Regions from separate parts of the Homo sapiens genome. Here region 2 is linked to region 1. A link is a loop called in an ENCODE intact Hi-C map of the cell type or tissue named here. Cell type or tissue: Caco-2. All regions are shown on one strand. Links, peaks and the distances in the headings refer to the core of each region. The heading gives the core; the rest is flanking DNA.

Region 1 (5,385 bases), core at 122-5,121:
CAATGTCCAGAAGGTGAATAATTAGCCTAAGATCCCACAGCCAGCAGGTGGTGGATTTGAACATTTGATGAACTTGAACCCAGAGCCATCTGATATCAGAGTTCATGTTCTCTGAACTCATGACACCTTACTGGCTACTTTTAGCTGAATTTTCAGAGGCTGACATTTCTTCTCACCTCATATGGAAGATTATAGTTTGCAGACTCTATTAGTGTGATTACAAAATATTTGTCCATTTATATAAGTATGAGAAGATAGATACCAGTAAGGAGATCTAGAAGAATAATACCCAGTGGAAGGGAGAAATTGTTTAAACCAGTGGTTCACAGTCTTGAGTGTGCATCAGAGTCACATAGAGGGCTGGCTAAAACACAGAAGGCTGGGCCCCACCCTGAGTGATTCAGTGGGTCTGGGGTGGGGTCTGAGAGTATGCATTTCTGACAAATTCATATATGTGAATATATATATATTCACATATATATGAATATATTCATATATATATTCACGTATATATATGAATATATTCATATATATATTCACATATATATATGAATATATATATTCACGTATATATATATGAATATATTTATATATATTCACGTATATATATATGAATATATTCATATATAGTCACGTATATATACATATATACATATATACACACACACTCATATATATATATATATATATATATATATATATAGTATTAACTTACACAATCACAAGGTCCCACAATAGGCTGTCTACATGCTGAGGAGCAAGGAAAGCAAGTCCGAGTCCCAAAACTGAAAAACTTGGGGTCCGACGTTTGAGGGCAGGAAGCATCCAGCATGGGAGAAAAATGTAGGCTGGAAGTCTAAGCCAGTCTCTCTGTTTTCACGTTTTTCTGCCTGCTTTATATTCGCTGGCACCTGATTAGATGGTGCTACCAGATTAAGGGTGGGCCTGCCTTCCCCAGTCCACTGACTCAAATGTTAATCTCCTTTGGCAACACCTTCGTAGACACACCCAGGATCAATACTTGCATCCTTCAATCCAGTCAAAGTGACATTCAGTATTAACCATCACAATGCTGATGCTGCTGGTCCAGAGATTACATTTTGAGAAACACTGGGTGATTTAAACAGGAGAGAGAGAAACAGGTGGGAGTAAGAGTGGAAAAGACAGTGGGCTAGAGGGTTAAATATCCACTAAAAGCTGTACTCTCCTATGGCCACATATGCTATGTTTTACAGGATTTATGCTCTTGTCTATCACTTCCAGCATCACTCCAGTGTACGCATTGATTCTGGGAGCAGTAGAGATGTGGTTGGACAGGGTAAGGACAATGAGGGCCGAGTAGTAGAGAAGGAATGAGGTGGCTGTGAATTGGGTGGATTAGATGGCAGCTCTGTTACCTGCCAGCATCCAGATTGCCCTTTCCCGAGGGGAGAACTGACTCTGGCTAGGCCCTATGCAGGGAGGGGTGGGCTAGAATTAGAGCCGTAGCAGGCAGCAGATCCTCTTGGGCCATTCCAGAGTGAAGAGTGTGGGCAGCCAGGCTTCCAATGGGGAAGGTTCAAACCACAGAATTTGTTCTTGAGTCACTCCCCCTTGTTTCTGTACTGATATTGGAACCAAACCAAGCCATAGTTTTCCGATCAAACTGCTCCCCACGCACTCCTCTGTTCCCACCAAATTGCAACATAGAAGAAAAATTGAAGAGGAGACTCTTTGGACCCTTGCCATGCTAGGCTTGGAAACTCAGCTGGGGAAAAGGAGCATGAAAAGGTTAAGCAACTTGCTTTACTACTTACTATCCAATATTGGACTTTGGGTTTGGAATTTGGTTTGAGGTAGATAGGGAAAAATATTTCCTCCTTAACTGATTGTTCTTGGGCAAACAAGAATGTCAACGAATGTAAGAAAGAAGCTTTATCTGCAGTTATCTTCCTCAGCAGAGGTGTTTGTTTTATATCTCTCTAGCTTCATATGTGGCTTTAGGTGAAAATAATAGTGATTAATTTCAGGCATTGTTGGCTTTTACTGAGCAAGAGGTGTGAAAGATTCCTGAGAGGCCTGTTTTCTTGGCCTTGAAGGAGAAATGTTACGTTAGATGTTTCTAGTCATTTTCAGAGGCAGTGTGATGGTAATTTATGTTTAGGATACATTTCTTGAGCACCTACTATGTGCCAGGTACTGGTAGGTGCCAGTAGTAGCAGTAATGAAAAGATCATTGTTAAGACCAGGTTTGAATCTTAGCTGTATGCTTCCTAGCTGTATGTCACTTTGCTTTTCTGAGCTTAAATTCTATCTATAAAATGGCTGTACACTCAGCACACAGGGGTGCTGCAAAATGGCTTTGAAAATCATAAAGAGCCATGTGAGTACAAGGTGGCAGTATTGTAGCGTTTGAGCTACCTTCTCTCGGCATTATACAGTCAGACATTATGGTGTCACCTGGGATTCGCACAGTGCTTGACACATAGGGGTACTCAATAGCCACTTGTAGAAGGAAGGAAAGAGGTAAGAAGTGAGGAAGGGAAGTCCAATGAGTAGGTCCTCAGCAGTTGCACTTCAGTTTCAGTTCTTCCAGAGCAAAGGTCCCTGATAAAGTGGTAAACTATCTATGGTTAGGTGAGAGCTGCATTGTACTTGTGGTGATTCATTCTGGGTCAGGCTAAGCACTAACCCGCATTCTCTTGTCCACTGATCATTGATCCTTGAATGTGGACTTTGGTTCTGAGGTGAAATCTCCTCTGAAACATAAACATCTTACTTCCACTCTGCCATCTCACTGGTATGTTTGGGGGATCAAATTAGATAGTAGATGTAATTGTGCCTTGAAAATTGTGAAGTATGATACAGAAAAGATATTTTCTTCTATTTTTATGCACAACTGCCTCACACTAAGTTTTCAACAAAGGGCTTAAAGGGAGGTCTCATATTTATTTTCATGGCTTGCTATGGTCGTGCTTTCTCATGAACTTGGGGAACTACTGTGGGAAGTTGAAAACAAGGTATTTTTAAGTAAGAAAAAATAACTTTTTTGAACACCTTTAACAGGAATCCCACAATGAAAACAATAGGTGGTAAGAGAAGTGAGTAAGAATCTTGCTGTACAATGGAGAGAAAGGAACTAATGATCAGCAGCTAGCAAGGAAGGCAGGAAGGAGAACTGGCAATGGATGGTCAGGAGTTCATGGTGGATGGTGGAACTGCTCAGAGAAAACATCTGCTGACGCAGCCACAGACTGATCTTCCCTGGGTGGAGGTGGCCTGGTCCACATGAGGTCCAGGATCTCCTCACTTTCTCCAGTGGTAGCAACTACTGATCAAGGACCTCTGCTTTGCTAACTACAAGCTGAAATATGCCCTAGTCCTGTGCGTGAGCCTCCACAGGAGGTTGCCCTTCAAATATCTACGGGGGCCAGGCAAGGTGTATAAACAAGTGAAGTTTGCAGGAAAAATAAACAGGGAGTTCTGAGAACTGGGCAAACTGAAGAACACACGCGTGGGCTGCAGGCAACAGTGGATCCAGTTCATTAAAGTCATCTGGAATATGATCCAGTTTTTCTAGATCATCAACTTTTTAAGAAAAGGAAGAAATCTGTATCTGTAAAATAAAACCTCCCAATCTTAAATGTTAGATATACTGTGTGGGACTGGCAAACTATCTCCCTGATTTATTTGTTTGCCATCTCTGGCGTAAATCCTGATATGCATCTCAAACATGCTTTTATTAATTTGTGTGAATTTCTCATAAGAACCATAAGCACAAGCCCTACGTATTCACCATCTCAGAGCACCCTGACCTCTTCCCTCTTAGAATAGTTACTGTACATCTGGTGGGGACGCAGGCAATACAGTACAGTGGTTATGAGCTTGGGGTCTAGAGTTAGATGCTCTGGACTCGAATCCCTGCTTTAGCTTTTCCCAGCTGTATGACCCTAAATCGGACATTTACAATTTCTTTCTTTTTTCCAGAAAAAATATTTATTGAGAGCAACCATCATACCAGCACTGCCTTAGGTCTTCTGGGAATATGGTTGTGAACAAGTTAGGATGTCTGTTCTGGAGGGATTAATAACATGACACATTCTGGATCATAATAACATAGCTTAATGGCACTGAAAATGAGCACATCAGAATAAACCGTAAATAACACCAACCACTAATGCTTACATTTAAAAGTAATAGCGGCATCTAAAATAACCTTTAAAATAAAAAAAAAGTCATTTTCAACATGTACTCAGCTATGTTTTTTTTTCTTCAGACAATAGCAGGGATGACATATGTTAGAATATAAAATATATCAGTTTAGGCTTTTAGAACAGTCTTGCATCACTCCGTGCCATTTATTTTTTTGTCAGATGAGGATAATAGCACCTTCTCTACTGATTTTAATCCATTACTGTAAGCATTGAATATTATTGACATTATAAAGAACAGCGCCCTTGCAAGATTTATTTTATGAGCAAAAATATATTTAAGATTTGCCTCTTTCTCTTAAAGTATAGCAAGATTGAAGAAATAACCAGTGCTATGTATTGCAGAGGCAGACAGAATCACTATTCTTCAGGGGCTCATCAGTTACAGTTAGTCTCTCTTGCATATTGCTTGCCAGGAACAAGGGGGTACCCAAAAAATCGCAAATTGATATGTGTAGAAGATGTTGACAGTGATCCATTGTTACCATAGGGTACAATGCACTCTGTGTTTTGATGCAGTGGTAGGAGTCAGCGATTCTCAGTTTTACTAGAGAAGATGGGAGCAATTGCTTTTTTATCCAGAACTTCACCTTTGTGAGTCCTGGGTTTCTAATCTGACACAGAGCTAATTATCCTTCGTTCTTCAAAAGGGTTTTGTGAGGATTAAATGAAATATATATAAACTACTTGTGGCCATTCCTGGCACATAGCAAACACTGAATAAACATTAAATATTCTCATTGTTGTTAATAACAGTTAAATAGTTAGGTTTTCAAGCATTTTAGTTTAATCTCACTGTTATTCTCTTTTGAAGCAGCAGCTCTGAGACTTCCAGTTTATATCCCACAGAGTCCGGGGCCCAGCACAAGTCCTCAAATGCTGGATGATGACATTTGCACCACCACTGTCATCAGCATTATTATTACCACCTGTGTCTGTTACCGTCACCATCATCGTCACCACTAGAGCTATTGTTTACTGAGTACCATCATGTCCCAGTTCCTGTGTTGCTTCCATGTTTGTTCTGTTCATATTCTCACAGCAACCCTATGAATTTAGGAATTATTTCCTCCTTTCCCCACGTTACAAATGAGGACGATGAGGCTCTCAGGAATTAAACACCCAGCTCAAGGCCACCACTAAAGAACATCAGAGACAGAATTCAGACCCAGACCCGTCTGACCACAAAGGCTGA
Region 2 (5,385 bases), core at 187-5,186, 100 kb after region 1:
CACTGGGTTATGTATTAAAATGAAGATTTCATACCCTACTCTCAGAGTTTGATTTAGTATGTGTACCAGAGACATTTGCTATTCACTAAACAGGCAAGGACTGTTTGGCAAGGCCAAGGGCTATGAGGAAAAGTGACTTCATGTAACCATTTTTCCAAAGCATTTTAGAGCTGCTACTTGATGATCTCAGCGTTCTTTTCCATTTGCCATGTGTTCCAGTTGCATACTAACAGGATGGAAACAGCCTGGATCCCTGAATCACTACTTGGAAGGGAGGTGTCATAGAAAGTCATTAGACCTATGGTGGACTTTGAGTAAAGAATGAGCTTTTAAATACTAATAAACAGATATTTGAGGGGTGAGCTTGTTTCTGTAGCATAAACTAGCTAATGACAAAACCAGCATATGATGCCACATATGGGTGTTGCTGTGTTAGGCTGTTCTTGCATTACTATAAAGAATTACCTGAGACTGTGTAATTTATTGAGTTTTAATTGGCTCATAGTTCTATAGGCTACACAAACATGGTGCCAACATCTGCTACGCTTCTGGTGAGGCTTCAGGAAGCTTACAGTCATGGTGAAGCAGGAGCAGGCATATCACATGGTGAGAACAGGAGGAAGAGAGAGAGGGTGGGGAGGTCCCAGACTTTTAAACAAGATCTCATGTGAAATAACTGAGCAAGAACTCACTCATCGCCAAGGGGATGGCACTAAGCCCTTCATGAGGGATCCATCCCCATGATCCAATGTCTCCCCACCAGGCCCCAGCTCCAACATTGGGAATCACATTTTGACATGAGATTTGGAGGAGGAAAACATCCAAACTGTATCGGCTACCATAACAAAGCCCCATTGTATGTGGCTTAGCAGTCAGGTGACAGGCAGAGGAAATTGGTAATGGAGACTAAAAACGTGGAGCTGATGCTAGTCAGTAGAAAAAAAATGTAGGAACTCTCACCTGTGATAATTTAGAAAAGGAACCACATGAGTACTGAGATGGCAGCTCAAGGGGAGTGTTTTAGAAGATATAAAGTAGTAGTATGGTTTGGCCACTATTGGCTGCAGTCAGCAAAGTACTATTTTAAAAAAGGGAGGGAGACATGCACACACTTTAGAACGAATTGGTACAAATCAAAGGCCACAGAGTCCAGAAATGCGAGGCGTTAAAAGATTGGAAAACCCACTGCATTTGAACCACAAACTGTGAGAAATGTGATATAAAATAGCCGTGAATAACAAATGCCCAGAAACAGATGATTCAAATGATTCGGGGCTAATATTGGATTTGGTGTGTTGCCATTAAGTTCAAAGGCATCCACAAAGAAATAAAGCAGTTTTGAAAGCCATATCTCAAACAAAACCTGTAGATGTTACTGGCAGATGGGACTAAATGCAAGCAAATACATGGGAAGTCTACTGAATTTTTGACAAAGTTGTATCTGTCTAAAAAGCAAGGAACTTAAAATGACCCTTGGCCCTCAAACTTCCCTGAACAGAAAGCTAGTAAGGAGGGCATATGCCACAATACCCACTTCAGAGGCAGCAAAGGACAATAATGGAAGATTAAGAACCTCCCAGAGGGTAGAGCCAGATGCTATACTGTCACCCAAAGGCAGGCTAATCTTGCATTTTAACATTTTTCTGCCATGCCCAAAGTATTGAAGAGTAGTATGAACTCAATTTGTGGTCACTGACAGAACTTCTGCCTCTCCAAGATATTAAGGAAGCCTTTTCCAAATCGTTTGAACTGCCCCGTAACCAGTTTTATTTGTATTGCACTTGAACTGCACAAGTATTTGTCTTTTTTTTTTTTTTTTTTAAGTTAAGATAAACCTTGATGCTGAGTTTGGTGGTAGTTATAGGCTGACAGGTTAGACAAGTCTTTTTGGTATGTGGGGAAAAAATGGAATCTGGAAAAGTACATTCTTCCCATCAGAATTATTGAGAAATCAGCTTGAAAAATAGCCAGGTTACTTGGGGTTCTGGAGAACTGAGGTGGGGTTGGGACAAGGGCCCCATCTTGGGTTTGCACAATGGTTGAACATGTCTCCATACAATGCAATGTGTGTTTAGTGAATGTCTAAATCAGTGGCGTTTTGGTGTAGGTGAGGGCCTTAGGTATTATTTAGCCTAGCCACCTACAATGAGACCTATTTCATCAGTGCTGTTAACACTTTGGCAGGGTACACACTCTTTCATGGATTACTTCCACTTGTTAGAAAAATTGTAAATGCACTGAGCTTAAATGTGCCTCCCTAAACCTTCTCTCCATGAGTCTAGGCCTGCACCTGTTTCAGCTCCTGTGTCTACATTTCTGAAATTAGAATCTGTCATCACTAAGTAGAAGAGCAGTCAGGAGGAGACCAAGTAGAAGGCAGTCACTGCCTAGAGAATCAGAGCAGTCTCCCCTTAGCCTGTTTCAGAGCTGTGTCCTCATTGTTCAAACAGTCCAATAGCCGAGGAGGAATTTCATAATAGCGGATCTCCTTTGCTTGCTTTTCTTGGATGCTCTAAAGAAGACTCATGTATTAGAGTAACCCTGCTTAAAATTCCCTTTTTCTCACCATTCCTCTCCCCTTGCTTACTGCAGCTTCTTTGGCAGCTTGCTCTGCCCAAAAGAAGATAGGAGACAGACAGACAGACAAACACACAGGCATACACACAGATGCGCAGATGGACAGACAATAAACTTTTCCTGGGGATGTGAAGGTAAGCAAACCAACAAAGTAAAGATTTATTTAAAATGGCCCCCATAAAGAAAGTAGAATTTATGATGTGATACTATTATGTAAAAGTATAAAAATTACTGAAAAAGTGGCCCATAAATATGAAAAGAACAAAAATAAAATTTGCTCCATTCCCTCAAGCCTGGCCAAAGCCTATTTTCACCTCTTTTGCTCAATTTTCTCCCAGTTCTGAATATAAAAGCCCAGAAAATCAGGGAGAGAAGCTCTTTGGAGCTTATCAGGGGTGGGAAGAGAAACTGAGTGGGCAGAACAAGAATTGTTTTGAGAGTGTAGGGAATGAGTGGGAACACCTCCTGCCTTTTGTCTATCACATGAGTGGAAGCACTTAAGGACAGCACAGAATCACACTTTATGTGTATCACAGCCTTAGAGAGATTGTGGCAGGTGTTGTACTGTTTCTCAGTTGAACACTTTGAAGCAGAGTTCATTTGTATATTCATGTATCCATCCAAATAGTTTTGAGTGCAAGGCACTGTCCCTGTATGTTATTGGTGGTCACCAATTACATGGCAGTTCTTTGGCTGGTTAATAACACCTTTATCTCTACTATAAAGATGATGATGATGATGTGTAGTGTGTGTTCAATTCTGTATTAGACATTGTAAGTTTCAAATATATATACACATATATACTTTGTGACTGGAGAGCCCTAAATAAGAGGGAATACAGGAGGAGAAACTTTAAGAAACAGAAGTTGGGTTCTGGGGAGTGGTACATGGTTCTAACATTTCAGTGAGAAACAACTAAAAGTACTGTAAGAATTTTATCAAGGATCTATGAAGTTTAATACATCCCTACAGCTAAACTCTCTGAATCTCTACCAAAAGCTCAATTTGTTGGACAGTCACTGTTTGTTGAGGACCCCTATCTTACATATCTTTCATTTCCTTCCTAATCCTCTCCTAGCCTAATGTGAGCAGATGCTTACTTGCTGTAGAACTTCAGAGCTACAGGTGGCTTTAAACACCAACACAGACAAACCCCTGAATTGTAGATGAAAATTCAGGAACCTGTCTGGACCTTCAGAATAGTTTCCTGATTGACTGTTCAGCCTCTAGCTCCCCAGGTGGTATGTAGCCCCTATATCCCTTCTAGCTTGGCTCATGTGTGTTCATCTGTCAAGTTTCAGGTGGGTGGCCCTAAATGAACTGACTCCCTCCTGAGGCCCAATCAAAGTTAGGTCTCCCTTCTAATTCTCCATCAAAGCACTCCTTGCATAGCATTTGCCACCACTTAAAATTAAACTTTAATTTTTGTGACTATTTTATAACATCTATCTTCTAACCAAGCTGTGAGTGCCATGAAAGCGAGAATTAGTCTGTTAATTCATCACCACATCGCCAGTGCCTAGCATAGCCCCAGCACAAAAGAGCTTGGTGAATATTTGTTGAGTAAATAAGTGGTTGGAAGGCACACACCCGAGCTGTCTTTGTACAACACAAATCTGTTTGTCTTTCTCCTGCCTAAATTCCTTCTTTAGTTACTCACTTTTTAACAGTAAAGAAAAACATGTTTTAGCCTGATTAAAAAGAGCTACCACAATTTGGCTTTTTGTCTAAGCTCCTCAGGTCCCTTCAGACCTCCAAGCCTTTGCATATGCTGTACCCTCAGAGAAATGCCCTGCCTGCTGTTTCTGCCCAAGTGGGTAAGCACCTTCCCTTCCATCACCTTCTTGGTGAAGCCCAGACTCTCCAAGAAAGGGCTAGTTGGTTGGTTCTTAATGTTTCCACAGTGCTTTGTCAGTATTTCTGTGAGAGTAGAAGGGTGGCATACTTTCTTTCCCAAACTTGTCCCTGAATTCCTTCCACTTCCCCCCAAGGCTGTTGTGAATAAAGGAGTGGCCGAGGGTGACACGCAGCCAATGGTTGGTCCACCAGCTGCCTCTGGCAGCTCCTTGTTGCTGTCTCTCCTCCCAGATCTGTCTCCTTTTATTTTCCTGGTCTTTCTTGTGATTTCCCTCTTTGTCTTTTGCAGGGTCCTCATTCCCAAATTTCTCTCCTATTATGTTAAGTGCACTGATATTGCTGTTTTTGTTTCTCCTTTGAGAAATATGATGCCTGGGAAGAGGCAGCAGCTCACATTGCACACCTAAATAGTTCCAGCAAGGCATTTTCCTGAATACAAAGCTTTTTCTCCTGAGGTGGATTCTGCTTTCCCCTAGCCTGCAAAAAGAAGGCAGTCAAGTTTCTGGCTTTAAATGGTAACTTTTCTTTCCTCTTTTAGATGCTTTAGAACCTAAGCAGAAACAAGTGTCTTTTATAAAGCCACTTCACTTTGACATCTCAGATTCTCAGCAGGCTTGGCAACAGTGGCTTGCCCATTCATCTCTGGGACCACTTTTGAAGCCAACTCTGTGAAGAGCTGTATGAACTCTATGAGGCTCTGTAAAGAAAGGCATCATTAGGAAGGAGATGTTCTTAGCAATGGCTCTGCAAAGTTTAAACTCCAGTTTCCTCATTCTGTATTCAGAACAATTGCTCTTAAAGTATTCGCTAAGGACAAGCATTTTCTTACTCCCATACTCAACAACATGGGAAAACATGGGAAAAAACCAAGCCCTCCTAATGAAGACCAAGCAGCTGGACCTGCATTGCTCTAGTGTTACCTCTGTTTGGGGTTTCCTCTATTGCTGGGAG

What was found. A loop is a pair of places that touch in the nucleus more often than their neighbours do. Peaks named below come from ENCODE experiments on the same cell type or tissue, not always from the same donor. Only the 100,000 strongest peaks of a DNase experiment are listed, where the experiment ranks them.
Region 2: a loop joins it to region 1, with 2.4 times the contacts of the local background. A loop is called at or near these places in 1 of 110 quality-filtered maps.

What each region holds. Positions count from the first base shown.
Region 1 is chr5:143,567,762-143,573,146 of GRCh38, forward strand. The region is part of intron 1 of LOC105378209 (a long non-coding RNA gene); the gene reads left to right. Among named protein-coding and RNA genes, the nearest start is that of MIR5197, 110 kb to the right of the region's middle. In Caco-2, for the core only: no CTCF peak of the experiment used is centred there; DNase peaks (open chromatin) are centred at 1,720 and 2,590.
Region 2 is chr5:143,669,987-143,675,371 of GRCh38, forward strand. LOC105378210 (a long non-coding RNA gene) reads left to right here. Exons shown (of 3, transcript XR_944377.3): 3 at 2,593-5,385. Among named protein-coding and RNA genes, the nearest start is that of MIR5197, 7.2 kb to the right of the region's middle. In Caco-2, for the core only: no CTCF peak of the experiment used is centred there; no DNase peak of the experiment used is centred there.